Regions from separate parts of the Homo sapiens genome. Here region 2 is linked to region 1. The links are chromatin loops, found by intact Hi-C in ENCODE. Cell type or tissue: psoas muscle. All regions are shown on one strand. Links, peaks and the distances in the headings refer to the core of each region. The heading gives the core; the rest is flanking DNA.

Region 1 (16,784 bases), core at 5,154-13,153:
TCCCTTTCTCCTTCTGTAATGGACTGAATGTTTTTGTCTTCCCCCAAAATCCCTATATTGAAGGCCTGACTCCCAATGCGATGGTATTTGGATGTGGAACTTTTGGGAGGCAATGAGGTTTTCATGAGGTCATGTAGGTAGGGCCCCCATATTGGGATTTGTGTCCTTATAAGAAGAAGGGAGACCCAAGTGCTCCGTCTCTCCCTGCCTTGTAAGGGCACAGCAGGCCAGGAGGAAAGCCCTCACCAGGAACCACATCTGCCGGCCCCTTGATCTTGAACTTCCAGCCTCCAGAACTGTGAGAAATAAATTCCTTTTGTCTGTGTCACCCAGTTGATGGTATTTTGTTAGAACAGCCCACGCTGGCTAAGATACCTCCCCTTTTTATCTGTTTGTTTAATGCATTGTACATGCCAGTTGTACACAATTAAATAAGTAGATCCAAGCAACACAGTGGTATTTAAAGTAAGTAAAAGTTTATTTTCTTCCCTCCAGTCATAATCCCTGGGAGGTAGCCATTTTAAGTTTGGGGTTTGTTTAGTCTTCTCGCACCATCTCATAAGGTAGTCATTAGCCACTTGTGGCTGTTTGAATTTAAACTAATTAAAATGAAATATAGTTAACCATTGAGTTCCTCAGTCACACTAGCCATATTTCAAGTGTGCCATGGCCACATGTGGCTGGTGGCTGCCGTGATGAACAGTGCAGACATAGAACGTTTCCATTCTTACAAAGTGTCCTGTTAGACAGCAGTGTTCTAGAGGAATTGTATTCCTATACAAACATATACACTGACATGGTTGGCATAACATTGTACATACCGTTCTGCAGTTTGTTTTTTTCGCCTAACAGGGAAACTGTTAATTTAGTGTGATCCACATGCAACGTCATGCCAGGAAAAATGTAAAACAGAATGCATAATCAAACATAGAGTTTGGGTAAATTAAAATTATTTTAATTTCAAATTTTAGAGGTAATTGCAACATAACTTGATGCTTGTTCCAACTTTAACTAAACAAATTATTTTTGGAACTGGTCCACTCAGCCTTGCATATGTTAAGAAAGACAATTCTTAGGAGATGTGCTTGGGCGTAATCTGCTAGGCTTACCCTATATATTCATACACAGTTCCTGTTATTCCTCTGTTTTATAAGAAGAGTTGGTATCTTTTTCTGACTTCCCACAATTCAGTGACCGCTAGGCACATGTGGCTATTTACATTTGAATCCGTATTTTAAATTAAACTGAAACATTCCTCAGTTGTACTAGATGTGAAGTACTCCTTAGTCCTTTGTGGTTGGTAGCTCTGGTGTTGGATAGCATGGATGGGGACATCTCCACTGTTGCAGAAGGCTCTGTTACACAGTGCCGCACTTGGTTCAGTTACATCTGTCGTTAAATGCAGTGACTTTCCACAGGAGAGAGATGGGAGAAGCGATAACTCCCAGGGAGGACATCGTGAAATTTCTGTGATTGGATGGAGAGCTTGCATCTTCATTCCCTTCCCACTTGAAGTTCTGATGCTTTTCTCGGAAGACATGTCTTCCAGCTGTCTGTTGAGAATTAGTGTTCCATAGTAAGTTAATTGTGGGAAAGAAAATTGGTGCCAATAGCTTTTCAGGGTTGGACTATTACTGATAATTGGTGAGGTCCATACATAGTTAAACAGCACCTATATATAACGGTAAATGCTGCTGTTCAATTTCGGCTCCAGAGCGTTTAGTAACATTAGTTACAGCAAGTGCTGATGATTACATTGAAGCTTTGTAAAATGATAAAAAATTAGAATATTGGAAATGCATTCTGTATTGTGTGCAAAACAGCATGTATTTATGCCACCTTTTATGGTTAGGAAATACGTAATCTAGAAAGATTCACAAGAAACAGAATACTTTGCTCTGGGAATGGAAACAGTACAAGAAGACTGGTGAAAAAGATTGACTTTCACCGTATACGTGTTGCTTCATATACTTTGTAAATATATGCTTGTTTTAGTAGTAGAAAAAAATCAATCAAATAATGAAGGAGAAATAAAACACATTCTTAAAATGTGCAGGATGCAGAATAGGTCATTTAGGAAACTAGGGTCACGTAGGACAGAAAGAATTGCACGGTTGAGTGAGAGCGTAGGGCTGGCTGCTTGTGGCCAGAGCGTAAACCCGCACGAGGCCGCTGGGCACACCTTCTCCTGACGCCGGCCCAGCATTTCTTAGCTTCTGGCTATTCTGCAACAATTAAAGCTTTAAAACTGTTTTTCTTACATAAATGTAATACGTTTTAGGAAAAAAGTATTTCTAGTACTGATTTTTTTTTTTTTAAATACAACCCTTTTTAACACTTGTAGAACACAACTTAGGAAATGCTGATTGAAACTCTTGGAAATAATTAGAACAGAAAGATGAGATTGAAAAGAAATTATTTTAGGTCTGGGTCACCCTGATTTAGCACCAGTCTGAGGCAGGAGAATGGCGTGAACCAGGGAGGCAGAGCTTGCAGTGAGCCAAGATTGCGCCACTGCACTCCAGCCTGAGGACAGCCTGAGGGCGACAGAGCAAGACTCCATCTCAAAAAAGAAAAGAAAATGAATCTTAGCGTTAATTGAGTTTAAGTCAAATTGTGACGCATTGTGGCTTATTCGGCACAGCCTGCTCACAGATAAGCCACATGTGCATTGAAGGTTCTCTTAAAAGTCCACACTGCTCTTTCTCCTCCCCCATCCTTGGCTGACAGGTACTGTCAGTGAGGAAGAGGTGGGAAGGACAGCAGGGTGGGGACGTAGACAGTGGAGACAGTGGCTTTCTTCCACCACCACGCCTCCGTACTTGTGCGTCCAGGAGACAGCAGCATCAAGATGGAGTGCCTGTAGAGTTAACGGTGAAGTGTTCCTTTTTGAAAACTGAACCCTGTAATTCAGCAAAATTAATTTTTCTGTTAAAGCAAGTTGCTGGGCTCTGTACCTTTTCAGGAAAGAAAACTAATCAGTTTGGGGAAAATGTATGTCCCAAACAGCATGTGCTATTAAGGAAATCTTGTTTGTTGTGGAAATTTAAGGCAGAGCTTCCCAAAGGCAAGGGTAATTTGCAAAATATTTAACTACTAGGACAGCATGGGAATCCAGTCATTCAGGGCGGATGCCAGCTCAAATAACTGGCATGCTGTACCAGTGCCTACAGGCTGAATGTTACTCCTCCTGGAAGCTGAAGCCACTGGAGATAGGAGATGAGCCATTACTGGGTTTTGTGGCAGAGCCTGCTGGTTGGCCCCCAGTGTCCATACTCCTGCTTTATATAGCAACCTGAGACCTACTTCATAGCTGGGGCCGTGGCAGCTATATGGTCATGTGACTAAATTCTGGTCAGTGGGAGGTGAGTTACCACGTGGGCCCTTCCAGGAACCTTCCTTAAGGGACAGTGTGTCTTCCTGCTTTGCCGTTTCTTCTCCGTCCCTTTCCCGTTCTGTCTGGAATGTGGAAGCCACCATCTTGAACCGTGAGGTTGAGGTCACACATGGGTGGACTGCCATGCTAACCTTCCTGGGCACTTCCCTGAGAAGGAAACTTCTCTTGTTTAAGCCACTGATATTTTGGGTCTCCTGCCACCCTGAGCCAAACCTAATTCTAATTAATGTAGGTTCCAATCTGCTAGGCAAGTTCAGCTTGATGTTACTTAAAACTTAACCATCCTGTGAGCTGGGTATTTCTGTTTTCCTTTAATGGCTTACGGGACTGGGATTAAAGAAAAATTAAGTAACTTGCCTCAGTACTTCCCAGCCAGCTAGGACAGCATTTGAATCCCTGTCTGACCTTTCTGAATTCCAGTCTCCAAAAGTTTAATCCTTGCTGTAGTGATTAACATGAAACTGAAGGAGGGCATGTGACACATGGTTTTGCAACATTCACGTTTTGGCAGAGCCCCAATTTTGTGGAATTTTTTTTTTTTTTTTTTATAAAGACGTTGGGTTTTTCAGAGAAATTCATTTGTGGCTTTTTGAAAGTGACAAACATGTTAACTGTATTTCAGTCAATAATACTTATCAGAAAAGCTTTTTTTTTGTTTCAAAGAATCCCACGTGGTTCCTCTAATTTCTAGTATTAATTGTAGTTCGCTAATTAGGAGAGTTCTGTGAAAAGAAAATAGTTGGAAGAGAGACTGTGGTTCATTTTCTTTAGTTATATCTACATTGGAGAACATTTCAAGACAATTAGGAATTTTTTTTTTTTTTTTTTTAGAATTCTCTATGCAATAATTCCAAAATGTTACCAATATTTATTACATGATTATGTAGAAATTAGGATGATAGTGGAATTAAGGCCATAAATTGTTCGGATTGTGACATGGGAGCAGCCACTGCAGCCAGTGTTTCTGCAAAGTTTAGTCAGAGGAGAACAGAGACCTAGGATGGCCCCGTGCTGTGCTGCTGGGGCCTGGGAGGCTGGGTGTTGGGGAAGGAAGCTGGCAGCGGATGCCTGGAAGGCCAGTGGGGCCCAGCAGGTCTGGGGAGGTGGCTAAATGGGGCCCAGTGCAAACTAGTAGCTGGCAGCAGAACCTGCAGTGGAGTCGAGGGTCTTGATCTGCAGCCAAGGCTCCTTCTGGTGGGGCCCTGAGTGGCCCTTCAAGTCCATTCATTTTTGTCCTCAGAGTGGAACACTTAATTGGCCACAAGCACAGCAAACTCCCAGTTGTTCCCGGGAACACAAGATCTGCAGGATTTGCCCTATGAAAAAGGATGCTGTGGCAACTAAGTTTGGGAAAATGCTCTGTTGTAATACCTCTCCTAGCAACTCACATGCCCTCTTAGCACTGTAAAAGTCTAGGATGTTGAGAAATTTGTTTAACTTTATTTAACCCAGTTTCTGAAACTGACTTAAACATGGAAATCAAATCTTTTTTTTTTTAATGTGATGACCCGTGGAACTACTACGTGCATTTTCTGACAAGCAGTTAACAGTGCTCTCGGAAATAGTTGTGTGAGTAGGTTGAGTTCCTGAGAAGACGCTAGATTTGAATCTGAGAGTCTGGGACTTTTCTTGCTGTCCTACTTGCTTTTATTTGCCAATCTATATTGTCTACACTTGAGTGTGCTTGCTCATACGTATTTCACAGAAGCAAAACTTTGATACTTGAGAGGCCCTTTGAGGTCATCTAGTTCTGCCTTCTCATTTGCTGGTTGAAGAAACTAAGGAAGGTTAAGTCACTTGCCAGAGGCCAGTAAGTGAGTATGCTGGAGCCATTCAGTGTGCCATTAGTCAATCTGAAGTGGAAATTACTTGAGTTAGTTCCTTACTTTCAAGACTTTCATACTGATATCTTGAGATTAGGATGGGATAAGAATGAAAGCATTGCTGTTGGATTTCCTGCCAAGGTTTGGGATGGGTAAAATGAGCAAAAGAAAGTGCCCTGGGTATAGATGGTGCTTAATAATAGGACTGCTGCAGAGGAAAGCAAGAATCCAGATCAAGACTGCCCCCCAAAATTAACTTATTTGTGTGTCTAAGAATGACTTAAAATAGGCTCCTATTGCAAAAGAATGTAGGAAGTGCGGTGGTGCAATCACGGCTCACTGTAACCTCGACCTCCCAGGTTCAAGCGATCCTCCCATCTTAGACTCCCAGGTTCATTCATTTTTGTCCTCAGAGTGGAACACTTAATTGGCCACAAGCACAGCAAATTCCCACAGGTGTGCACCACCACGACCGCCTAATTTTTTTTATTGGTAGCGACAGGGTCTCTCTGTGTTGTTCAGGCTGATCTCCAAGTCCTGGACTCAAGCTGTCCTTCTGCCTCGGCCTCCCAAAGTGTTGGGATTACAAGCATGAGCCACTGCGCCCAGCTGCTTCTGAGTGGCTCCTAAGCAATGAACTGATGAACAACTAAACAGATGACATTGTAGCTATTGCCACATTTCATAGCATGGCGACTACCTTGAGCCTGTCAGTGCTCATTAGCTGCAGGAGGTAACGCTTGTTTGTTTTTCATAGAGTTAAAGGTATGAAAGCATGTTTTTTGGAACTTTCTGCAAGGCCCATGTTATTGACGTCCTTAAGATCCAAATTATTTTGCATTAACTTAGGTTTTTTTCTCTTTCTTGGTGAAGTTAGTAGACCCTTGCTTATTGATTGGTATATGAAATTGGATCATTTTATTGTTGTGAGAGGTTCAGTTTTATTAAATATCAGAGTATCACCTTTCATACATTTTTTGGAGCTAATTTTGAGTGTTTTTCTTGTATTTTATGAAATACTATCTATAGTCATCTAACGAAACAATGCTGTTTTTCTGTTACAAAGCTTTCTGTTCACGTGTCTACATTTGAAGTTACTGCATTCAGAATGAAAGCCATACATCTGACCTCACAATGTAAGGATATTCAGTTTTCTTCCTGATAGCCTAGAAGAAGGAAAAGAATCACAAGGTTGTAGCATTGCCCTGTTTCTGTTAGACAAGAGAAGTCCTCTAATGGCAAACCCTTGATGGTGTGCAGTTTCCAAAGTCTGGTCCCCGTTGGAGCCTCTCACCTCCCATAGAGTTAAAGAGAGATTTGCCTCAGCAACTGGACCATAGCCATCAATGTCTATTGAAACTCCAAGAATAAGTTTAAATTAAACCAAACATGCAGAAGATGAGAAAATAAGTCTTATTTCTAAAAATAGGAGGCTTCCCCCCCCCCACCCCCCAATGGCTGTAGACCTGAGGGCTTTTAGTAAGTAATAATGAACTTTTACAGTAACTGTAATTTGAGTCAGATAGTTTTTCTCTGATTTATGCTACCAGAGTGACTCATGAGGGCACAGCATTTTAGAGGCTCTTTCTGAGACAGAAAATGTCTCTGACTTTTGTCAAGTAAGTAATTATTGATGTAGCGTGAGGATCTTATAATCTAGAAGAAAAAATTATTTATTTTCATATGCCTATTAATTTTCCATCTGTTGAACTGAAGCCAGGGAGAGATGAATGCACAAAGCTGCTTCACCCTTCTGCTTCCTCCCAGGCTGAGTCTCTACTTCGTGTGTCCCCTCTCGCTCCTGGAGTCCCCAGTCAGCTCTTAGAGGAATCCTTGGGAACCTTGTTCACATGATACTAAATGACAAAACCTTTTTTGACCTTTCCCCCTACAGACAGACCTTCCTCTAGTGTCTTTGTCCAAGGTTGAATGATTGCACTTATTACACTCGAGTGGAATTATTTACTTACATGTCTCTGTCCCTTTCTAGAGAGTGACTTCCTTAGAGCAGGGCCTGGGTGGTCTTGATTTTGTATTTTAGGTAGGACCAAGCACAGCGTCTGAAACACACAGTAAGCCTTTAGTAATTGTGAAAGTGAACTTCTCCACATAACAAAATAGTGCTTTGGAATTTCTTTTCATTATACTGCAGTGATTTTTGTCTTTTTGACTTCAAAGTCACTCGCTCTCAGAATTGAAAAAATTGAAAGAAATGATAGTATTCTTCATCATTCCTTTTATGAGTCTAGTGGACTCTCTAGTCTTCACAAACATAGGACTGATAACTTGTTTTATATTAATATTTTGTTGTATAAATACCTGTATATTTTGTGTTACTGTGTGACAAAACTGAGTCTAAAATATGTGGCTAGAAAATCTAAGAAACCAAGATGAGAATCTTCAATGATTTGTAGATTATGTCATCTTTATATCATCATGGTGTGAGGTGTTTTCTTGGATTGAGTTCCGCTGAGACAGAGATGTATGTTATCTGTTTGGAAGGTGAAAGAAACATTTTAAGGGAAGCGAGATAGGGAAACAATTGGAGCCTAACTTTGCTGGACACTCTGGGAGCCAGTGTAAGGACCAGGCCTCAGTGTTAGCCCACATGGGTCACTTACACATCAGCTTTGGCCAGTTGCTGACTGAGAGGCAGCAGCGGGGTGCGGCATCAATTTCCAGTGCTTTGCCTGCCATGTGGGCCCCATCCGTGCTCATGGTACCGCCCTCCAGCGGAGCGATGGCAGCCAGCTGCCCGTGGAGAGCCCAGCAGCAAGCCCAGAAATAAGGCCCAGGGACTAGGGGTGGGGGCAGGTGGTGTCAGGCAAATTTGTGTGCTTGCTTATTTGATGTTTCAGTCTCAGTCCTTTGAATCGTGAATTATCAAGATAGAGACTATTTGAAACATTTAAGAATTAGAGAAAAATAATAAGCACAGTATTTTCTTCTACTTGAACTGGGGCCGTTCTTCCTTCAAGAGGGAGAAGCTTACGAAAGATTATTCTGCCTGAGGAGACCTCGCCACCCCCTGCTTGAACTTTGGTCCCTGATCAATTCTGCCTTTGAATTCCTCCAATTATTATAAAGTTCTTCCTTATATTGAGTAGAAGTCTGCCTTATGGTGATACGTTGTATTTCTCAGACACGGACCCGGAAGTGGCGCCTTCCAATTCCTCCTCCTCTTCTTTTCTCTTTCGTCAGCAGATGGCGTCTTCCTTCTCTTTTTCTTTCTTTCCTCCCTCCTCTCTCCCCACCCTTGGCAAACATTTGTCACCAGGATGGATGCTGTTAGAAAAACGTCTCCCTGTGACATGTTGTCTTTTCAAAAGGACAAGAAGGAAAGGAGGAAACAGGTTTTCATTGCTTAAGGCACATTAAAACTGGCTGGTTCTCTCTAGCACATTTCTTAGACAAACACCCGTTTTCCTTTAGACTCAGAGCTGATATGTTATTGTAACAGTTAAGTTTGCCTTTACATTTTTATTCATGCTGCCTTGCAGGTAGATGGTTCCTTTTGACTTTTTTACGTAGATGGGCACCTTTTGTTAATTTTACCTTTTTAAAATACAAATGTAGGCCAGATGCAGTGGCTCACACCTGTAATCCCAGCACTTTGAGAGACCAAGGTGGGTGGATCACTTGAGGCCAGGAGTTCGAGACCAGCCTGACCAACATGGTGAAACCCCGTCTCTACTAAAAATACAGAAATTAGCTGGGCGTGGTGGTGCATGCTTGTAATCCCAGCTACTCGGAAGGCTGAGGCAGGACAATTGCATGAACCCAGGAGGGAGAGGTTACAGTGAGCCGAGATCATGCCACTGCACTCCAGCCTGGGTGACACAGCAAGACTTGTCTCAAAAAAAAAAAAAAAAAGTATTTTCTAGAGAAAAATCTTTTGATGTACAGATAAATAGATTAAAATGGATTTGTACTTAGTTTTGGGAGTAAAACTGGTAAGACAGTGATTTGGCCTAATCACTTTGAATGCAGACATCGCTGGACACATGAAGATTTAAAATTGGGCAGAGAAAAAACTGGGCAATTTTTTTTTCACCTAGATTCTTCCAGTATTATGGGCAGAGAATACATACAACTTAGTGAAAGATTGTTAGTGACTAGAAGGATTTAATTCACATATATTGTAAAACCAGACTGCATGTGGAACAAACTGTGTGTTTGAACTAATTAAGTATTCAAAGAAATATTTAATATTTCTTATTCACCCACCTTGCCCCCTTTTCTCCTCCTTTCTCGATCAGTAAATATTTACTGGATGTTTCCAGAATGTGAATGTTGCATAAAAACAAGTATATGAAATTGTCTTTGCTATCAAGGATAATATAACTGAACGTAATATATTAGCCCACTTTGCTGCTTTAGGAAGAATACTAAGGTGAGCCCAGTTTAATCTTTAACATATTGTTACCTCTCATTTCTGCTTGTTCAAATCCAAGCTGCAACTCAGTGCCATCTTCTTCATGATTATCTTTACTCCTACCCCTCTCTACCTCCATTCCCCCAAAAAGTGATCTCATACTCCTGTGAGCATCCTTAGCATTTATGCAGTCTTTTCTTTTTTTTTTTTTTTTATTATTATACTTTAAGGTTTAGGGTACATGTGCACAATGTGCAGGTTAGTTACATATGTACATGTGCCATGCTGGTGCGCTGCACCCACTAACTCATCATCTAGCATTAGGTATATCTCCCAATGCTATCCCTCCCCTCCCCCCACCCCACAACAGTCCCCAGAGTGTGATGTTCCCCTTCCTGTGTCCATATGTTCTCATTGTTCAATTCCCACCCATGAGTGAAAATATGCGGTGTTTGGTTTTTTGTTCTTGCGATAGTTTACTGAGAATGATGATTTCCAATTTCATCCATGTCCCTACAAAGGACATGAACTCATCATTTTTTATGGCTGCATAGTATTCCATGGTGTATATGTGCCACATTTTCTTAATCCAGTCTATCATTGTTGGACATTTGGGTTGGTTCCAAGTCTTTGCTATTGTGAATAGTTATGCACTCTTTTCTTGGACTTTGCTCTTTCTCCTTTGTCGTATAGTTATATTATAGTTGTTGACCTTGGGCTATCTTCATTCCTAACGTTCTCATTCTAGTACCTTGTGTAGAAATGCTGTTCACTAAATGACATATCGAATGGGTATTAAATTTATTATTAAGTGCCTTGGCTCTTAATTGGTCAGGCTTGGATTTCAGTCTCAGCTCTGCCATTTACTATCTCTGTGATTTTGGCCAAGTATTAACCTCTCTAAATTTCAGTTTGCTATTCTGCAAAATGGGAATGATGATAATGACTACTTGAAGGAGACTTTGTGAAGATGGATGATTTTTGCAACAGTGTAGGTAAGAGATAGTGCCTGGGCATAGTAGTGCTTGGTAAATTTGGGTGTGTGTCTACATGCTTTTCCAGGCTATATGCACAGACACACAGACACACATAGTGTATGTGCAGGATGCTAGGCACTAGAAGAAAGATGAAACCACACAAATCCTATGCTCATGTTGCTTAAAGAAGAAATAAAACTGTGTAAGGTAGAGGTGAGGTGTGGTGACTCACACCTGTAATCCCAGCGCTTAGGAAGGCTGAGGTGGGAGGATTGCTTGAGCCCAGGAGTTCAAGACCAGCCTGGGCAATATAGTGAGACCCCATCTCTACAAAAATTTTTTTAAAAAAATAGCCGGTCATGGTGGCACATGCTGGTGGTCCCAGCTACTCGGGAAGTTGAGGTGGGAGGATTGCTTGAGCTCGGGAGTTAAAAGCTGCAGTGAGCCGAGATCACTCCCCTGCACTATGGCCTGGGCAACAGAGCGAGACCCTGTCTTCAAAACAAAGCCAAAAAAACCGTGTAGGGTGGAAAATGATGGCACTGTTGGAGCAGCAAAGATGGAGTGCTGTGGGAGTTCACTTCTTTCTCCCAGAGATTGCGCTAGGCAAGGTATGGTTTATGGGAAGTTTTAATGCAAAAGGTGGCAGTTGTGCAGAAAGCAGAAAAGTGGGTAAAGCTTGAATGAGTGGAGATGGAGGCAAGAGAGACAGAGAAATAGTAAAAATATATATTTTTTATCTTTTCAAAAACTTGTTGTACATTGGAATTTTCCAGTCAAAGGCTGAGATTGGAGATGGATATCCCCACTGGTCTGCAAGTCATTTTATAGACTTGCCAAGTGCCTGTGTGGGTTCTCAGATGGCCTACTGTCTTTGGTCCGAGTGTGGTAGCTGTCAGGTCAGAAATGAGGAAGTGCACCAGGACTCCAGCTTTGGTAGTCTGTAGCACTGTGTTGGGTATATTTCCCACAGATATGGAAAAGGGGAAGATGTAACTTGGTAATCATCTCTAAAGATATGTCATCAAGAAGCTTTTCAGCTTAATTGTTAAATATTCAAATATAGGCCAGGTGTGGTAGTTCATGTGTGTAATTCTAGTACTTTGGGAGGCTGAGGTGGGTGGATCATTTGAGGTTAGGAGTTCAAGACCATCCTGACCAATGTGGTGAAACATCATCTCTACTAAAAATACAAAAATTAGCTGGGCATGGTGGTATGCGCCTGTAATCCCAGCTACTCGGGAGGCTGAGGCAGGAGAATTGCATGAACCTGAGAGGCGGAGGTTGCAGTAAGCCAAGATCACACCACTGCACTCCAGCCTGGGCAACAGAGCGAGACTCTGTCTCAGCAACAACAACAAAAAATTAAATATAATAGAAGCTCTCTCATCAAGTATGAGTAAACCATTGAAAAAAATATGTGCAATGTTTTGTACTCCAGCCTGGGCAACAGAGCGGGACTCTGTCTCAACAACAGCAACAAAAAATTAAAAATAATATAAAGAAGCTCTCTCATATTGTGTATATACAGATTTTTCTAAGTAATTTGAAGTAGATAGGGAATAAGAGGATCAAGTATGAGTAAACCATTGAAAAAATAATGGAATGTTTTGTGCTTGTTGCGCATTGTATCGTCCAAATTCAAGTGTGGACTTTAATCTCCAGTCTACAGTCCGTCCATAAGGTTAATCTCAGTGATTCCAGTTGGCATAAAAATCTACCGCTCACACTAGTAAACTAACAAGTTTGCCCTTCTTCTCCCACCTTCAAATGCCACCCCCAATTCTTACACTGTTTAAATAGGAAATTGGGAAGCATTTATTTTTTTCCCAGGTTCAGCAATCCCATTTTGACTGTAAACTAAAGTTAGAAAGAAGAGTTTAGTGGTATATCCTCTGACAGACTAGATTGCTGGTCCTATCAATTACTAGCTGTATAAGCTTAGGTAGGTCATTTTCCAGAGAATTCTGTTTACTTATCAGTGTTACTAGGCTAGTAAGACCTGTTTCCCTAGAAAACATAGATTCTTAACCTGGCGTTCATAGATGGTCTTCCTTAAAACTACATGTATAAAGCTAAGAATGGTGGTGCACATCTATAGTCCCAGCTACTTGGGAGGCTGAAGTGGGAGTATTGCTTGAGCCCAAGAGTTCAAGATGAGCCTGGACAACATAGCCAGACCCTATCTCTTAAAAAAAACAAAAAATAAAAATAAATTTAAAAAAATATGTAGTTATGTGTTTCTGGGACCATTATCTTTTTTTTTTTTTTTTGGATTCTCAGAGGGAATTCTCCCCTGCTCCCCCCAAATTAAGAATCTCTGCCTTAGAAGTTAGTGTGCATTTGATAAGCCATAATAGATAGAAAATGCTGTACTAATGTAAAATGCAGCATTATTTCAAGTAGATTATAATGACTCCCTCCTTAGACCATTTAATGTTCTCTTAAGTATGAGCTTATCTTTTGTAGGTCATAAACAGAAAGTAGAAAAAAAAATCTACAAAAGAATTTAAAAATCTAAATAAACCTAGACTTATTTGAAGTCTCTTGCATTCTAAGGCAGATACCGTTTCCTAGTTGTTTGGATTGTCTATTACTATATAACACACCACCCTAAAACTTACCACATTCATACAACTATCATTTTATTTGCTCATTAGTCTGTGAGTTGGCTAGGGCTCAGGTGGATGGTTCTTCTGCTGGTCTCTCTGATTATCTAGAGTGGTTACAGTAAGATAGTGACTGGGGCTGAAATATCCAAGACAGTTCACATGTCCAACACCTTAATGGGGATAGTGGAGAGGTTTTGACCTCTCTATCTACATGGCTTGCTTAGTCTTTTTAATAGGGCAGCTGAATATCACTAGATATTCTGAGAGATACTTTTATTGGACGTGTCTCACCTAGTATGCAAGCATTCATGAAGCTTCTGCTTGCATCATGCTTTCTAATGTCCCACTGGTCCAGTCCAGAGTTGGTGTGGGAGGGCACGACCATGGGTGTGATCACCAGTAGGCATGATTCCTTGGGGACACCAAGATAATATGCCACATTACCATATAGGAGTGACTCATTAATATTTTTATTGAATGGGATACTTGTTTTCAATGTAGTATAGTTCACAAGTCTTCACTTTGATAAAGCTACTTTTTTTTTTTTTTTTTTTTTTTAGAGACAGAGTCTTACCCTGTCACCCAGGCTGGAGTACAATGGTGCGATCTCGGCTCACTGCAACCTCTGCCTCCTGGGTTCAAGTGATTCTTCTGCCTCAGCCTCCTGAGTAGCTGGGACTACAGGTGCGCACCACCACACCTGGCTAATTTTTGTGTTTTTAGTAGAGATGGGGTTACATTATGTTGGCCAGGCTGGTCTCAAACTCCTGACCTCAGGGGATCTGCCCACCACGGCCTCCCAAAGTGCTGGCATTACAGGTGTGAGCCACTGCACGTGGCCGATAAAGCTACTTTTTAAAGTAAATGTGCACTCAAGTACTCCCTTTATTGTTTGTGGTAATATTTATTTATTTAGATAATCCAGTTGTCCTCCTTTGGTGTCCCCAGTTCATACACACCTAAACATAACTTAAAATTTGTTTGGAATTTGAAAGTACAGAATTTTCCTGTAATTGAGACTTTTTAAACTTTTGTGGTTGGAGAAGGTATTCTATTTTTTGAAAATATCTGTAAGTTTTATCTAAGTAGTAAACTCTAAGTATTCTTCCCCTTTACTTACAGCCACCCTGGGAATCTGAGACTAGAGAAAATAAAGTTTGTCTCTTGTTCTAAGGAGGGTCTGGTTTAGAAATCTGATTTAGACATAGAAAAATTGCAAGAAGCTTGAGGTGATTGGAAGATACGATTTTGTTATCAAAGTATGTTTCTGTTTTATAGATTTTATTCATCTACAACTCCTTATTAATATATTTAAGAAGTCATTAACCCACCATTGATTACTTGATATAAAAGGAGAAACGGTGGTAAAAGGTGAAATAGAATTTTTAATTTTTTTTTTTTAAGTTTAGGATTTTTTTTTTAAATTCTAAGAGTTTCTGTCATTTGGGGACAATCAGAAACAAAAAAATAAAAATAAAGCATTGATGGTACTAGTATATATCAAGGAAATTATTGCCTGTGACACAGCTTATGTGGAGTCAGTGTTTTATAGATTGATGAACATCAGCTCATTTTTCCAGGGAGAGTAATAGCCGGTCTCTTCCTTGGAAATATTTAAGGAACATTTAGTTTATAAGAAAGCTCTGATAGATGATTGAAATCACAGAACAGAAGACTGATCACACTTAAACACAGTGCATCTGCATTTACTTAAGGTACTGAAGTGCAGTGCTTCTCAAACTTTACCCTGCATGGAGAACCCTGGGGCATCTTGTTAAAAGATTCTGATTTAGTGGCTCTGGGATGGAGCCCTGAGGCTCTGCATTTCCCAGAAGCTCCTACACAGTGGGAGTGCTGTTCGCTTACCAGCAAGTCTTTAGTATAGGTAACCCTGCTGAAGTCTTTGTCCTAGGCAAGAAGCCCACAAGAATCCCGTCACCCATTGGGATGTTGTGGCCTTTCACTTTTGGCATTCACCTCTAGCAGTACAAGAAGGAATCCTTTTAGGATCTTTTCACACATGCTCAAGTCATTCATCTCAAAACTAGAAAATATATCTTAATTTAAAACCATTTTTGGGGGGATGTGGCATTAAGTTCATTTGTATAAATCTGACATTTGTTAATAGCTGTAATTTGAAAATGAAAAAGTTATTTGGCTTACATCAAATAAATTAGTCCCTCAGCGATTCTTTGTCAAGGCCCCCCCTATCTGGATATAACAGGACTCTTGCTTCTATCAGATTGTCCACTAAAAACCGAGGTATGTGGAGGGCCAGCATTGTTCACCAGCGTAACTGGCTGGTTGCCTGACTTACTGCCAGTACTTCATCTGAACGAGGACACCTAGAAGTATGACCGTCCTTCTTTCACTCAGGTGGATTCATTTCTTTAGAAATTTGTTTCTTGTATCTGGTTTAAACATATCTCTGGAGGTATTGAAGACTGACCCGCTGTCAAAAAACAAAATGCCATAAAATTAGCTTAAAGATCTAATTGGCTTTTATTTGCTGTTCTAAAGTACAGCAACACCTCATTCTATAAAATACAGTGGGTGTTACGATGAGCCGAGCAGAGGAGGTTGGTTTTATAGGCAGAAAAGGGCTGAAGAAAACAGTGAACAAAAAGTTATTCATCATTTCGAAGTTGTTTTCCTTACAAAGGTTAAAGCAGAGGGGACTTCCTTATCATGCCAGCTAAAACTGGCCTTTTTGGAGATTTGGCTCTTATCTCTCTCTCTCTCCTGATTTCTTGGAACAACTTAGTTTTGACTTGGTGGCTTGGGATTTCAGCCTGAGCGACTCCATTTTGGTTTGGTCTCTGGGGCCTAGTGCAGGAGCTCAGTCCAAACCACTGGACTACTATAAATTTTATTTACCACTGCATTTTAAAAAATACAGAATCTTCACTGTAGAGTCTTTTCTCCTAACTTTAATAGAGGGAAGCCATTGTAAATACAACCCCTTGGTTTAGAGCCCATCCAAATAGTCCTTCCAAAAACCAAAAACTTTTTAGTTAGAAAATATTTTTAATTGAAAAACTGCATACTGAGAAGACACTACTGGTGATCTATAGTTGGTGGAACTCATGCTTGAACAAGTTTGCTCACACAGAGGCAGCATGGGCAACAGGAGTGAGGGCTTTGGAGTCAGACAGACTTGGCTTTGAATCCTTGCTCTGCTGTTACTAGCTGCGTGACCTTAGGCTAAACCTGATTTAAATCATTTTTCTGAATCAAATAGAATCTGATGAGGGTTCCCGCTTTTCAGAGTGTGTGGGAAACCCACTCTCGTTGTTGGGATCCCTCCCTCCACCAGAGGGGAAGAGGGACTCCTGACCCCGCTCCATTTGTGGTTGCTCTGTTCATGTCCCTGGCCCAGTCCCCTGGCGTCCTCTCAGAAGGGAACCTCTGTTAGTGCTTTGCAGGGGGTTTCTGCAGAGTGCCCCCAAGCCTGTGTTCACTGAGGTCTCCACTCTGACAACACTTTCATCTGGAATCCTGCCTCCTGCAGGTGTGTGAGTGGGTCAGGGCTTTTCTCTTCATGGGACCCTAATCCCTTCCCCTCCCAGTTTTGGGGAAACCAACCCCAGGGATTGAGTC
Region 2 (13,504 bases), core at 4,692-12,691, 59 kb after region 1:
GTAGTGGGGTCTTCCAGGCGCCCTGACCGCCATCATGAAAGGAGAAGTACTTTCATTTGTTGATTTGTCAGAAATATATCTGAACAAGTAAATTGGAAATACCTTTAGTCAGGCATTTAGCCAGGAAAAAGATTAGATGGAGCATGATGACTGCAGTGGGTACTGGGGCTTGGGAAAACAAACCCTCACAATTACTGGATTGGGAGGAAACAGTGGGCTGACACTATTATACAAAGATACACTTTCCAGCCAGTAAAGACATAGCCATTAATCATAGAGCCCCATAAGAGGATCTTTTAGCTTTGTTGCTAGAAGAAAGTTGCATCTTGTAAAACATCCAACTTAGTCATTTAAAAAAATCTTTAAGTAGTGGTACTTGTTCCTGATCTTAATACAAATTAAATGTGGATACGCTTGCTTGATTTCTTCCCTGCCCTTTAGCATAAGAGCTTCTGAGAGAATTTCCTATTCTTCCCTTCTGTACTATTTATTTCTTGGGCTATAGACCCTCATACTCCCTCTTCTTTTCCTTATAAGAAGCAATTCACATTCTCTTTTCCCATCTCCTTTGTGGAAAAAATCTCCAAACCCTTGTTAATTATCCCTTTGTCATGTTCGTCAGGTCGGTCCTGAAAGTGTCAGCAGACACTGTGAAGATGGGAAAAGTAAGATGTTGACTAGTTCTTTAACTTTTGTGACACAAGTGGTGTCCGTTTGTGTCAGAAGAAAGCCTGAATTGATGTTTCCATCTCATGCTTCCCTCCTTTTACTTAGAAAGCAGTTTCTTTGTGAAAAATCCCTGGAGATCTTTCTCAGAGGTATTCCACAGTTAGGGCCAATTACTGCAACATGATGGAAGCTTTAGGTTCTTCTCAGGCCTAGCCTCATTTCTAGCACAATACTAGGAGGCTAAAATCTATCTCTAAAATTTGCAAAGTAATAGTGATGGATGTTAGCTATTTTTAATGTAGCTGCTTAGAGACAGTTGAAGATAGTAAGGGTCATAAGGGCCTTCTCCTATCTGACCTCTGTACCCCTGTAAGTTGTTTACCAGCTTAGAGCCTCCTGTACAGTTCTAGATCAAAGAGCAAGTCCTCTGAGGCCATGCCCTTGGAAGCAGAGATGGAGAGTAGTGAAATCTACTTAGCTCTGAGGGTGTGAGCTCCCAGGCAAGCAGAACACACTTGGGATTTTATTCCTGGTATTGACCAGAACATCTATCATCAGCCTATGCCAAACACCCCCTTTCCACACCTTGTTTCTCCCACCTATTTCGCATAACTTCCTAGAGATGAAGAATGTTTCTGAGTGTGGATTGTCAGATGTCTGCTGAAAAATGGTGGGCCTAAAAAAAACATTCTGTGACTGCAAGAATGTAGAACACTCCCACACTGGTTCTGGGACCTGGCCTATTGGTTGGCTATTACTGTTGAATGAGAGGAGAACCAGCAAATTCTTTCTTTTCCTCTGGAGGAAATACCTTGTATGGATGGTCCCCCAGAGAAGAGAGAGCCATGGCTAGTTGTGAACTGAAGTAATCCAGATACAGGCACCATTTGATGGGATCTAAGTGTGCGAATCAAATTGCATTCTTCAGGAGGACATGGGGATGTCAAGACAATTAAGGAAATCCTACCATCCCTCCATTTTAATTGATGTAAAATTTACATGCATTGAAATGCACAGACATTCAGTGTACTCCTGTTCCCAGACCCCAGTTAAGAGAGAGAACGTTTCTATCACCAGGTTTCCTCTTGCCCCATTCAGTCATTCGCCACCCTCACTGGCAAAAACTTTCTGCTTTCTATCATTGCAGTCTTGTTCTTGAGCTTCCTCTAAATGGAATCATGCAGTATATACTCTTTTGCGTCTGGCTTTTTTTTTCACGCAACAGTTTTATATAGTTGTCTGTATCATTCTTCCTTTATTGCTGGGTGGTATTCCATTGTATGAATAGACCCAATTTTAAACTCTGTTCTCTTGTTGACTGACATATTGATTATTTCCCCATTTTTGGCTACTATGAATATTAAGCTGCTGTGAATGAGTTTTCTCTCACTCTCACTCTTTTTCTTTTCTTTCTTTTTTTATTTTTTATTTTGAGACAGTCCCACTGTGTCACCCAGGCTGAGCTGCAGTGGGGCAATCTCAGCTCACTGCAACCTCTACCTCCCAGGCTTAAGCGATTCTCCTGCCTCAGCCTTCTGAGTAGCTGGGACTACAGGCACGCACCACCACACCTGGCTAATTTTTAAAATTTTAGTAGAGATGGGCTTTCACCATGTTGGCCAGGCTAGTCTCAAACTCCTGACCTCAAATGATCCACCAGCCTCGGCCTCTCAAAGTGCTGGGATTACAGGCGTGAGCCACCACACCTGGCCCACTCTCACTCTTTTTTAGGTTTAATTGCTGCACCGTACACTAGGTGTATGTGTACCTCTGTAAGAAACTGCCAAGTCATTTTCCAAAGTAATCGTACCATTTTACACTCCAACAAGCAATTTATGAAAGTTCCAGGTGACCAGGTATCTTAACATTGTATATTGCTGGTTTTTCTACTTATAGTCGTTCTCTTGGATATGAAGTAGTATCTCATTGTAGTTTTCAATTTGCATTTTCTAGATGAATCACATATACTTATTGGCCATTTGTGTATCTTCCCTTTTGAAGTGTCTGTTCAAGTCGTTTGAGTCTGTTTTTCTTTTGCCTGTTTTAAAATTGGATTGTCTTATTATTTTGGTTGGTAGGAATGTTATACATATTCTGAATAAAATATTCTTGTCAGAAGTTTATAATGCAAATATTTTGCCAGTCTATGGTCTACCTGCTGTTTTTTAAAAGTGTCTTTTGATGAGCAGAAGGTTTTAACTTTGAAATAATTTCATTGATCAAAAATGTTTTTCCTTTGCGAGGCCAAGGCAGGGGAAGATCGCTTGAGCCCAGGAGTTTGAGAGCAGCTTAGGTAACATAGCAAGACCTCAACTCTCTACAAAAAAATAAAATATATTTTTAAAAATTAAAACAAAGATTTCTATATTATCTGTATTTTTTGTTTCCTAAGTAATCTGCCTCCCCAGGATTGTGCAGATATTTCTCTGTGCCTTCTGTTAGAAGACTTATAGCTTTAGCTTTTATGCTTTAGTTTATGATCTATCTCCAGTTGATTTTTATATATGGGGTTAAGTAGAAGTCAAGGTTCATATTTTTGCATACATTTTCCCAGTTGTTCTAACATGGATTGTTGGAAAGACTTTCCTTTTTCCATTGAATTGCTTTGGCGCCTTTCTTGAAAATCAGTTTTCCATATATGTGTGGGTCTATTTCAAAGGAACTTAAAGAATGTTTATATAGACCACATGCGGCATGTACTCAAGTCTAGGAAATAACAGTTCACATTGGTCAACCCTCAAGTGACTGGCATACTCTTTAACTTCTATATCGTGAAACATTTATGTCAAAGATCACTGATAGAAGCTGTATGTGGTGGGAGGCATTTTTTGCTTGTTTTTTGAAGCTAACCCTGCTGAAGCCTCCAGAAGTTCCAACATTCCCATGTTAAATGTGATGTTCTTATCTGCACAGAAATAGACCATAAAAAGTGAGATCTAGCCTGAGCCTGCAGGCGACTTCAAGAAGAACAAAATTAACTTCACTTTTCTTATCTGAAAACTTGGATATGTGTGGATTCAAAAATGAGTGATTTGGAACTTATTATAATGAAATGTGGGCCAGACAAAAAATAAATACTCTTAAGAAAGATGTTTTTCATAATGTAAAGATGCTTGTAAAGGAAAAAATTGTTTTAATAACAAGTATATTGTATGCAAAAGTAGATCTGATTTTAAAGAAGCCTTGTCTATGAGTAGAATCTCTACTTGGAAAGGTTTTTGTAAACGGTTTGGTTGAGCATATTTATTTGAATATAGAACTTTCTTTCTTTTAAAAGATTCCTTGATTTGGAAACCAAAGGCTGAATAGAGTAGGAAATGCACCCAAATTATTCTGTTAGAAAGGTACAGTAAATGGTGATGCTCTCTTTTGATACCCTAAATTTTAGGACTTTGAATTTGGTGCTTTCATGGTGTGGTGGTATAGGGAAGTGATTAGCGCGGGACTCTGAGGCTGGGCTGCCTGGATTGGAATACCAGCTCTGCCACTGAACACCGGCGAAGGAATCGACGTTCTTGTCTCTCTCCCTAAATGGGGAGAATAAGAGTACGTGCCTCATGGTTTGGGTTAAAGTATACAAAAGGCTTAGAGCTGTGCCTGGTTCATAGTGAGCACTATGTAACTGCTGGCTGGTAATAATATATTAACTTTATAATAAAGGAACACCAAAAAAGGAATGAGTAAAGGAAAAACATATAAAGCAAAAGTGCATTCCACTCTGCTGTGATTCAGCTGTCTCACTCTTCATAATAGACTCCCCATTTGGCTGAATCGGTCACGTTTTGTTATTTAATTCCCATTCTCTCAAAAGGATATAGAATTAAAGTGTTTTCTTTTGAGCTCCTTGGGAAATGCATGCTCTGAAAATACCCGGGGATGCTTCATATTCATTACCAGAATTATTTGTCTCTACAAAAGGACTTTGCAAGGAAACGCATTTCAAGTTTACGTCGTCCTCTCCACTCATTTGAAATACCACCTTCCCAAGCCTGTGTTTGGACTTGTATCTTTGTGCTCAGCTCCTGGCCCCTGTTTCTGCTTTCTCTAGCAGTTTCCTGGCAAAAGCGGGAAGGAGAGCCGAGCCTGGGAGAAGTGGCCAGGACAGGCCTCTCCCCACTCAGCTTCCCACCATCACCCGGGCAGCCAGGAAGAGCCTGGACTGTGATCACCTGCCCACATTTAGTAGGGTTGACAGCACCAGAAACAAAATCTGGCTCAGACCAAACATGAAGGTCTGTTACTAATGATGTAATTTCCGTCAAAATCCCCCATTTGGGTTGCACAGACAGACTGGGTTTGACTATAGAATGAAGACGGATTGTGCTGCACGTTGTCATGGGGGGCCATCGTGTTCTGTGTAGACCATTGTCTTTGTTGTACATATGCGATGAAGGCCTACAGAAAATTGATGTCACTTACTACAGCTGACTTCCCGGATCTCACTGTGTGGAAGATGCGACTTCTCCCAAGGCCCTGCTCAGCATAGTCACGGTTTTGTTTATGTTCTTAGTGTTGTTTGATAGATGCCACACATGCATAGAGGACTGGGATGTGGCGCCCATGACTTGGCAGGCGGGAGAAGCACACTTGAGGAGGCAGCTTTCCACTCTCCAGCTGCTGATCCGTGCCATCCCAGTGCCCCTGCATCTCCCAGCGGTTCTGCACACACTGCCCACTCTCCACCTCCTGCATCTCACTACTTACTCTCAGTAACTGGCCATCCCTCTGCTGTCACAGAGGGAAGAGAGTCCAGAAGGTGGACTCACTTAGGTTCTCGCTGTGAATCAGCACTCTTCATCTGCACCTGCCTGGCTTTCCTTGCCTCCTGTTTCAGTGGAAGGGGAGTCCTTCCTCGTGTCCAAGGCCCTGAACCCCATGCCCTTCCCTCTCACCTTCTCAAAGACTTTCTCTCTCTGACCGTGTACTTTTTATTCCCCACTGACTTTGTCCTGCGAGCACTGAAACCTACTTAAGTCTTTCCCATTTTAAACAACACAGGCCTTCAGTATCACCCTGCCTTTCATTACCTCTCCATTCACTTCTCCTGCCAGGGCCAGCCTTTTGGATGGATTGTCTCTAGTTACTCCCTCCCTGTCCTCACTCCTGCCCACCCCTCAGGCTGTTCCAGTCTGGCTTTTGCACCGGTGACCAAGTGGATTCCGCTGTAGCCAAAGCCAATAGTCGCCCTCCTCTCTTTCCTGTGGGCCACGTTCGTCAGATGCATTTGGATTCTTGTCTTCCCCAACCTCTCAGTGGTGAGCAGGCTTTGACTCGTTCTCCTCCCTGGCCTTTGAAGACTCACCCTACCCTTCTTGCTTTTCCTTCTCATTGCCCTTTTCAGGTTCTTTCTATCAGTCTCTAAGCTCCTTACTAATATTCCAGTGCCCACTGGGCATCTGCACTTGAATATCTTTTTGGCACCTCATATCCAAGAGGTTCCAAATTGATCCAAATACCCAAGCTTGAAACCTGTGACTTATTGATCCTTTCTCCTCACCTTCAGAATCCAGTAAGAAGGCAAATCTGGTCAGAATTCTACCTATCAACAATTTTCAAACCCATCTACTTTATCTGTCATGTCCTTCTTCTTGGTCACCATGACCTTTTATCTGTGTTAATGGATTAGCAACTCTCTCCCTGCTAAATTTTCCCTAATCCATTCTCTGACTGCCTTCAGGGCGATGCTTCTAAAAGCATCCTCATCCTTCTCCTTCCCTGCTTTAATTCTTACCCATTTGTTAAATGTCCTGTACCCAGATTGATGGGGGCCTCTGCAGAGCACGTGTTCCAGCCTGTGCATAACCAGGTCATCACAGCACTAACAAGTTCATGGGGAGTTGGAGAAGAGAGTTGTTTCCCACTCCACAGAACTTTATGAAAATCCCAAATGTAAATCAACCACTCCTGCCCCAGAGCTCTTGGTCATGGGCTTTGTATCCCTTCCATCCTTCCTCAGCCTCTCCCATCTGTAGTAACCCTACCCTATTTCTCCCTCTTTACTTATTCAGAGCATCACAGTTCTTTCCTGAATGTTCTGATCCTTAAGTTTCATTCCTGTCTTGTCTTTGTTTGGGTTTCCCTAGAAGCAGATTTTGAAAAAACATGCAATCTGGTCTGACTTCACTACTTAGGAGCTGTGAGACCTCTCTGTGCCTCAATTTCCTCATCAGTAAGATTCTACTTTATAGGATTGTAAGGAAGATTAAATTATGCATAGAAAGTTTTAAAGCCCTATCTGACCTATAATGGTGGTCAATAAAGCTTGCTGTGATAACAGTGATTACTATTATTATTAAAAATATCACTACCTTCGGGTTGCCATCCTCAACCAATCTAGCTAGAACAGATTAGAGCCCCCTCTTATGTGTACTAATAGCATTGTATGCCTCCTTTACATTGTAATTGCCAGTTTGCTACAGGAAGGATGATGAAATATTGTTCATCATCTAGCACCTAGCCCAGTGCCTGGCAGAGTTATACAAGATGTACTCAAGTATTTTTTGAACAAAATTAATGAATAAAATGACTTGTAGAAAGAGCCTTCCAATTACACTTGCTTTCTTACCTTTAAATAGCCACCTCTTTAAAAAAAATAAAACACGGCCAAGCATGGTGGCTCATGCCTGTAATCCCAGCAGTTTGGAAGGCCAAGGTGGGCGGATCACCTGAAGTCAGGAGTTCGAGACCAGCCTGGCTAACATGGTGAAACCCTGTCTCTACTAAAAATACAAAAATTAGCTGGGCATGGTGGCGTGTGCCTGTAATCCCAGCTACTCAGGAGGCTGAGGCAGGAGAATTGCTTGAACCGAGGGGACAGAGGTTGCAGTGAGCCGAGATTGCACCATTGCACTCCAGCCTGGTCAATAAGAGCGAAACTCCATCTCAAAATTAATAAATATATTAAATAAAACACAACAAACAAAATAGAACTCTTCTCCAGGGGCTTGTCTTTAAATCTGGCATTGCTCAGTGACCTTGGGGAAGCCTCTTTAGACATCTGAGTCCTGGAACAGTTCTATCTGAGAGCTTCTGTCCAGCTCTAGAATTCTTTAAATCTGTGGTAATAGCACAAAATGGGTATCGAGTACATTTTAAGGACACTCAGAGTTTCCCTTATGCTTATGTTTTTTCCTGTTGATGAGAAAATGTCATCATGTTGCTTGGATTTGTAGGTTCTTTCCTAGTTGTGGGGAATTTTTCCAAGCTGGCTATTATGAGAGGGTCTCAAAAAAAAACCACAAAGAAGTTTGGTATATTATGTTCAAATTACACACAGTATCCCTTCTTATTTTCACTTTTGATCTGGATTTTCACTTCTGAGCTGACTTCTATAATTTATATTTAAAGAATTTAGTCTCAGAAATAAGGTCATTTGATGCTTGCATCATTGACACTCCTAAACCTTTCTTGCATTCCAAATCGGAAACTTATTCAGGACTTCTAATTCTGATGGTTTCTTTCTTTCTTTCATATATTTATAGATGAAATATATATATATATATATACACAGATAAGACTATATCTATATGTAAATACAGATACTTAAAATATATATGTATATATTTTAATCGTGGTAAAATATGTAACAGAAAAATTACCATCTTAACCATGTTTAAGTACACAGGTCATTGGCATTAAATACATTCATGTTGTTGTGCACCCATCACCATCATCCATCTCTGGAATCTTTTCATTTTGCAAAACAGAAACTCTGTCCTCATTAAACAACAACTCCCCATTCCCTCCTCCCCCCAGCTCCCCTGAAAACCATCATTGTACTTTCTGTTTCTTTGAATTTGACTATTCTAGGTACCTCAAATAAGTGAAACCCTACAGTATTTGTCCTTTTGTGACTGGCTTATTTCACTTAGCACAATGTCCTCAAGGTTCGTCTAATGTTGTAGGATTACAACAACATTGTAGCATTGACATGATTTCTTTGCTTTTTAAGGCTGAATAATATTCCGCCATGTAGATATGCCACATTTTATATATCCATGTGATGGACACGGGTTGATGGACACAGGTTGCTCTCATGTTTTGGCTGTTGTGAATAATGCTGTTAGGGACGTGGGTGTACAAATACCTGTTTTAGTTCCTGCTTTCAGTTCCTTTGGATCAAATAAGTTATTGATCCTTCTCTATTGACGCTTCTGTTTTCATGGACTCTTGCCTTACTCTTTTGATCATTTACTGTTCCTCCCCCCATCGACCTTTGGGCCATTTTTCTGGTAATGTCCCTACTATCAAGGTTCTCATACTTCAGTTGGACCTCACAGAACTGCTGCCTGGAGAAAACAGTTTGACAGCTAAAAAAAAAAATATGATTCATTATCACCTCCTACACACACACCAATTCCTACTGTTTTCTGAAGGTATACCAGTGGTTCCTAAATTAAAAAAAATCTCTTGGTCATAGGGCAAATTTTTGTAGCTATCGATACTCTGTATTTTGAAATTTAACTGTTGATAATAGTAGCTTCTTGATGTATTAGTCCTCTAATTGTGAAACTGTTATCTGTTTCTTATTATGAAAACAATATATGACAATCACAGAAAATTTGTAAGGTGTAGAAAAGTATTACACACAATGGCACTACCTAAAAGCAACAACTATTAACATTCTGATGCATAGGCTTCCAGTCTCTTTCATGTAAATTTTTACATAGTAAAGATCACATTGTTTTGCACCTTCTTCTTTGCATTTAATAATAAATATAAGAATTTCTGGCTGGGTGTGGTAGTTCATACCTGAGTAGCTGGGAGATTGAGATGGGAGGATAGTCTGAGCCCAGGAGTTCGAGGTTACAGTGAGCTATGATTGTACCATTGCACTCCCCCTGAAGACCCCATCTCAAAAAAAAAAAAAATTTCTTGTTCAAAAGTATTTGCAAATATTTTCATGATTTTATAAAGCTGAGAAATATTTAGAGGGTGGTAATTAGCATAAATAGAATTTTTCCAGTTATAAAAACAATATATTACAGAAAATGCCAACCATCTCAAGATTATAAAGAAGTAATAAAAAATCTAATGTCTCCGTCTGCCCTTTTTAAGCTTTTTTAATGTATCCTAATCCAGTCTGGAGACCAGCTTGTCCCTCCCTTCTTCTTCACTTTCTTTCTTACCTGGCAACATTAGTATCATGTTTATGTATGATTTTATATTCAGCATTTGCACCCAATATTATATTTTGTCATTTCCAGTATCATGAAGCATTCTTCAAAAATCATGATTTAAGCGTACGAATTTTTACTGTGATCTGTTTAGTCACATGCTCCATTCCATCTTTGGATGTTTAAGTTGTTCCCGATTTTATGCTTTTGCTAAGTATGTCCTTGCCATAGTTATCTTCCTATGTATCTACGATTATTTCCTTAGGAGATATTTATAAACATCTTAGGAGTCAAAACAGTTTTAAGGCTGAAAAAATACATATATTGCTAATTTCCTCAAATGGTTGTCTCACCTCACTTCATGAGCTTTCCTTTTTTTGTTGTCCATCTTTGTGATCGGTGAAATGAATTTCGGTGTTTGCTCATGAAATCGAGCATTTTTTTTCATATTAATTGGCCTTTTATATTTTTGTGTGAATTGTCTGTTATTACATTTTACCTTTTACATTCAAATACTATACAGAATATTATCCTGTTACAGCTATTTTATTTTTTGCTTACCTTTTTATTTATTTAGAGACAAGGCCTCCCTCTGTCACCCGGGCTGGAATGCAATGATGCAACCATAGCTCACTGCAGCCTGGAACTCCTGGGCTCAAGTGATCCTCCAACCCTGGCCTCTGCTAGGACCACACATATGTGCCACCATGTCTTGCTAGTTTTTAAATTTTTTTGTAGGAACAGGATCTCACTACATTGCCCAGGCTGGTCTCCAAGCCTTGAGCAATCCTCCTGCCTCAGCCTCCCAGAGTGGTGGGATTACAGGTGTGAGCCAACACACCTGGCCTTTTTTTGCTTACCTTTCAATTCTGTTTGCTGTTTTTTGACATATAGGGGTTTTAAATTTTGTTGCAGTTGGATTACATTGCCTTTTGTTACTTTTTTCATTGCTTCTATAAAGCTAAATCTTCTTTTCCCATTCCAAATTCAGAAATAATTTTCTACTAATTTAGTTTTCTTCCTTTTTTTTTTCCTTTTATATTTAGCTCTTTAATCTCCACAGAATTAATTCTGGTGAATCTTATGAAGTAGGAGTTAATTTTACTTTTTCTAGAATATTATCTGGTTCTTGTGTTTATTCAGAATCCCAGTATAGCTGTGACATGAACCAAAACAAGTGATTTTTCTTATTTTAGTGCTTTGATTTTCCCATTAGGAAAAATGAGGAAGCTGTGAGTACCAGTGGAAGGAACGAGCCAGGAAGAGGGACTGGAACCATCTCAGAAGCCATGCCCCTCAGGCTGGAACTTGCCCTGTCTCCTCGCAGATGAGGTAGGAGGCTCAGCACGGGCTGGTGGGAGCAGCCCACAGCAGCAGTGAGGGTCAGTGGGCCTGTGAGTTAAGAAGAAGGTGGCACAGAGCGAGGGTCTCTGGATCCTGACTGTTTGACTTTTCCATGATTAGGATAAGTAGCCAGGGCTTGGCTAGTTGGAGAGTTACTCGAACCTCAGGTGACAGTTGTAAGGCAGCACATAGTGAAAAAGAGTCCTAGCCTGGGAAAGTCCAAAACCTTAGGTCTGGTTTCAGTTCACTCACCTATCTCTGTGACATAGCAAAGTCTGTTAATTTCTCTAATTTTCTGATTAGTAGTATAGTTGCAGGAATGAAATAAAAATGGTCCTGATTACTCAGAGATTCATTTACTGATTACTCTTTTTGTGACCTGAATAAAGAGTACAACATCTCTCAAAAGGTAACAATATGATGTTTCAGGAAATTAGAGAAGTTAAGAGACTTTGCTGTATTTACTATACAGATAGTTGACTGACAGCTGAGCCCGGACCCAAGATTCATTTATAAAATGAAGGAGTTGAGAAGTACATACTCTGAGGTTTATCCTAAATAAACTGAAGTCTAGGCAAGTGGCTGAGCTAGGTTTGCCATGAATCAATCTGCTGAGTATATTTCTTGGTAACTAGTTCATCTTTCCTTAATTCAGTCAACAAATATGATATCAAGTTTAGTAAGATGATGACAGTTGTCATGTAATACTCCATCTGGAAGATTGTATGCTTCTCAGCTTCCCTAACTTTTCTTAATCTACCTTAAGCTTCCTTTCTGAAAGGTTTCTGTCTTTCCTAACAGTCTCTTCTTTCCGCCAGCTACCTCTTGTGTTTAAGAATTAAAGGAAGATGAGCTAGGAATCAAGAAATACGCAGAACTGATTCCTGTCACTGGCGCCACCCTGCCACTTGCCCAGAGCTGTGGTATAAATTTTTTTAATAGGCTGAAATAAAAATATGAATAGCATTTTGGTATTAAGCATTAAATTGATAAAGGCTATGAGATACACCTGCTCTCAACCATGTTAATTTTTTATTATTGGTATTAATAAATTATTACTTACTAACATATTAACAAGAATTGCATTGAGAAACAAAGCATCCACAGGCCAAATCTTCTGAATTTCAAATGTTTATATTAATGCGTTGTATTCTAGAAAAGTAGAATTGTCTTAAGTAGCTTTGTAATATAAAGTCATCTATCAGCCCATTACACCTATTAGAATGTTTTAACCTTTATTTCCCACTTTTTTGTTTCTAGACTGAGTGTACTTGGTCTGGTATTTGTGGCATAACTTACGGAACACATAAGAATGATACAGATACTATTTAATGATGACCTAATACAAGCTTAGATAGCTAAGGTGAAAGCTTCTATGGCCTTAACATTTTCCTCTTGAAGAATGTATTTTCTGTAATAAAATACAGTGGCTACTTGAAATCTATAAACTTATGTGAGGTCTGGATAAATCTGAGCAACTTTCTTCTTTGTGCTCCAGGAACCTACGCACTATATATATAAATAAAGCTTAAGTAAACATCACTGCAATCTGTGTTTTGTTTGATTATATTACGTATTGCCTGATCTTTAAATAATGATGAAAAATAGCCTTTAACATAAACCATGAATGGATATGCACTTGAGGGAAACAGTTTCTTGGATAATTAAACTTTAATTTCTCACCGTGGATTCCTTGGATCTTGTAATATTTTTTAAAACAGTCCTGGGGATTTATTTTTAAGGCGTCCAAATGAATTATTAGTTCTCAAAAGCCATAGTATATTCATGGGTCGATATATCCTCAAAACACTATTTTTAAACTGCTTAGTTTATTTTTCTTAGCGTGCTCATCTGCTGCATAATTTTCTTTGCTATGTATGGGTCACATGCTTCCTCCCGTCCATAACTCACGCACTTAAAATTCTCACTTCCTGATTGAGCCATCAGATTACGTAAAATGTAAATCAGCCTGAATACCTAGGAGCAGGAATTTTAAGGGAGAAAATGCCGTTTTCTTTTTCTGTGTCATTATTAACCCTTAAATATCAGAGTGAGTGTCTGCTCACCTATTTGTATTTGGAAACGAGATACTGTTAGGGGTTTTTCTTGGCCCTTCCCTTTCAGATTGAATCAGACTTTGCTGCTTTCCTTATACAAAATAATGTACCAACTAGATAGACGGTGGGAGTGGTATCGTTGCAGGAATGAAACCAAAAGGGTTCCGATGATTGAGAGAGATTCATTTATTTTTTAACTCTTCTCATGATCTGAATGAAGAGTACAGCATCTATCAAAAGGTAACAACCTAATATTTCAGAATTGCAAGTGGCCATTTAGCCTTTCTGCTGCCTGATATAAATGAAAGTAATTCCTAG

The links. Peaks named below come from ENCODE experiments on the same cell type or tissue, not always from the same donor. Only the 100,000 strongest peaks of a DNase experiment are listed, where the experiment ranks them.
Region 2: it touches region 1 in a loop (2.4-fold over the local background); 7 of 110 quality-filtered maps call a loop at or near these places.

The regions. Positions count from the first base shown.
Region 1 is chr7:130,999,281-131,016,064 of GRCh38, reverse strand. All of the region lies in intron 3 of LINC-PINT (long intergenic non-protein coding RNA, p53 induced transcript), which reads left to right. Among named protein-coding and RNA genes, the nearest start is that of LINC00513, 94 kb to the right of the region's middle. RefSeq lists enhancers at 6,463-6,592, 6,623-6,672, 8,342-8,441. In psoas muscle, for the core only: a CTCF peak has its summit at 8,380 (motif pointing right); DNase peaks (open chromatin) are centred at 5,824, 7,924 and 8,374; H3K27ac peaks cover 3,292 bases.
Region 2 is chr7:130,943,333-130,956,836 of GRCh38, reverse strand. LINC-PINT (long intergenic non-protein coding RNA, p53 induced transcript) reads left to right here. Exons shown (of 8, transcript NR_170176.1): 6 at 11,002-11,117. Among named protein-coding and RNA genes, the nearest start is that of LINC00513, 37 kb to the right of the region's middle. RefSeq lists a silencer at 5,774-5,942. In psoas muscle, for the core only: no CTCF peak of the experiment used is centred there; no DNase peak of the experiment used is centred there; H3K4me3 peaks cover 1,268 bases; H3K27ac peaks cover 7,539 bases.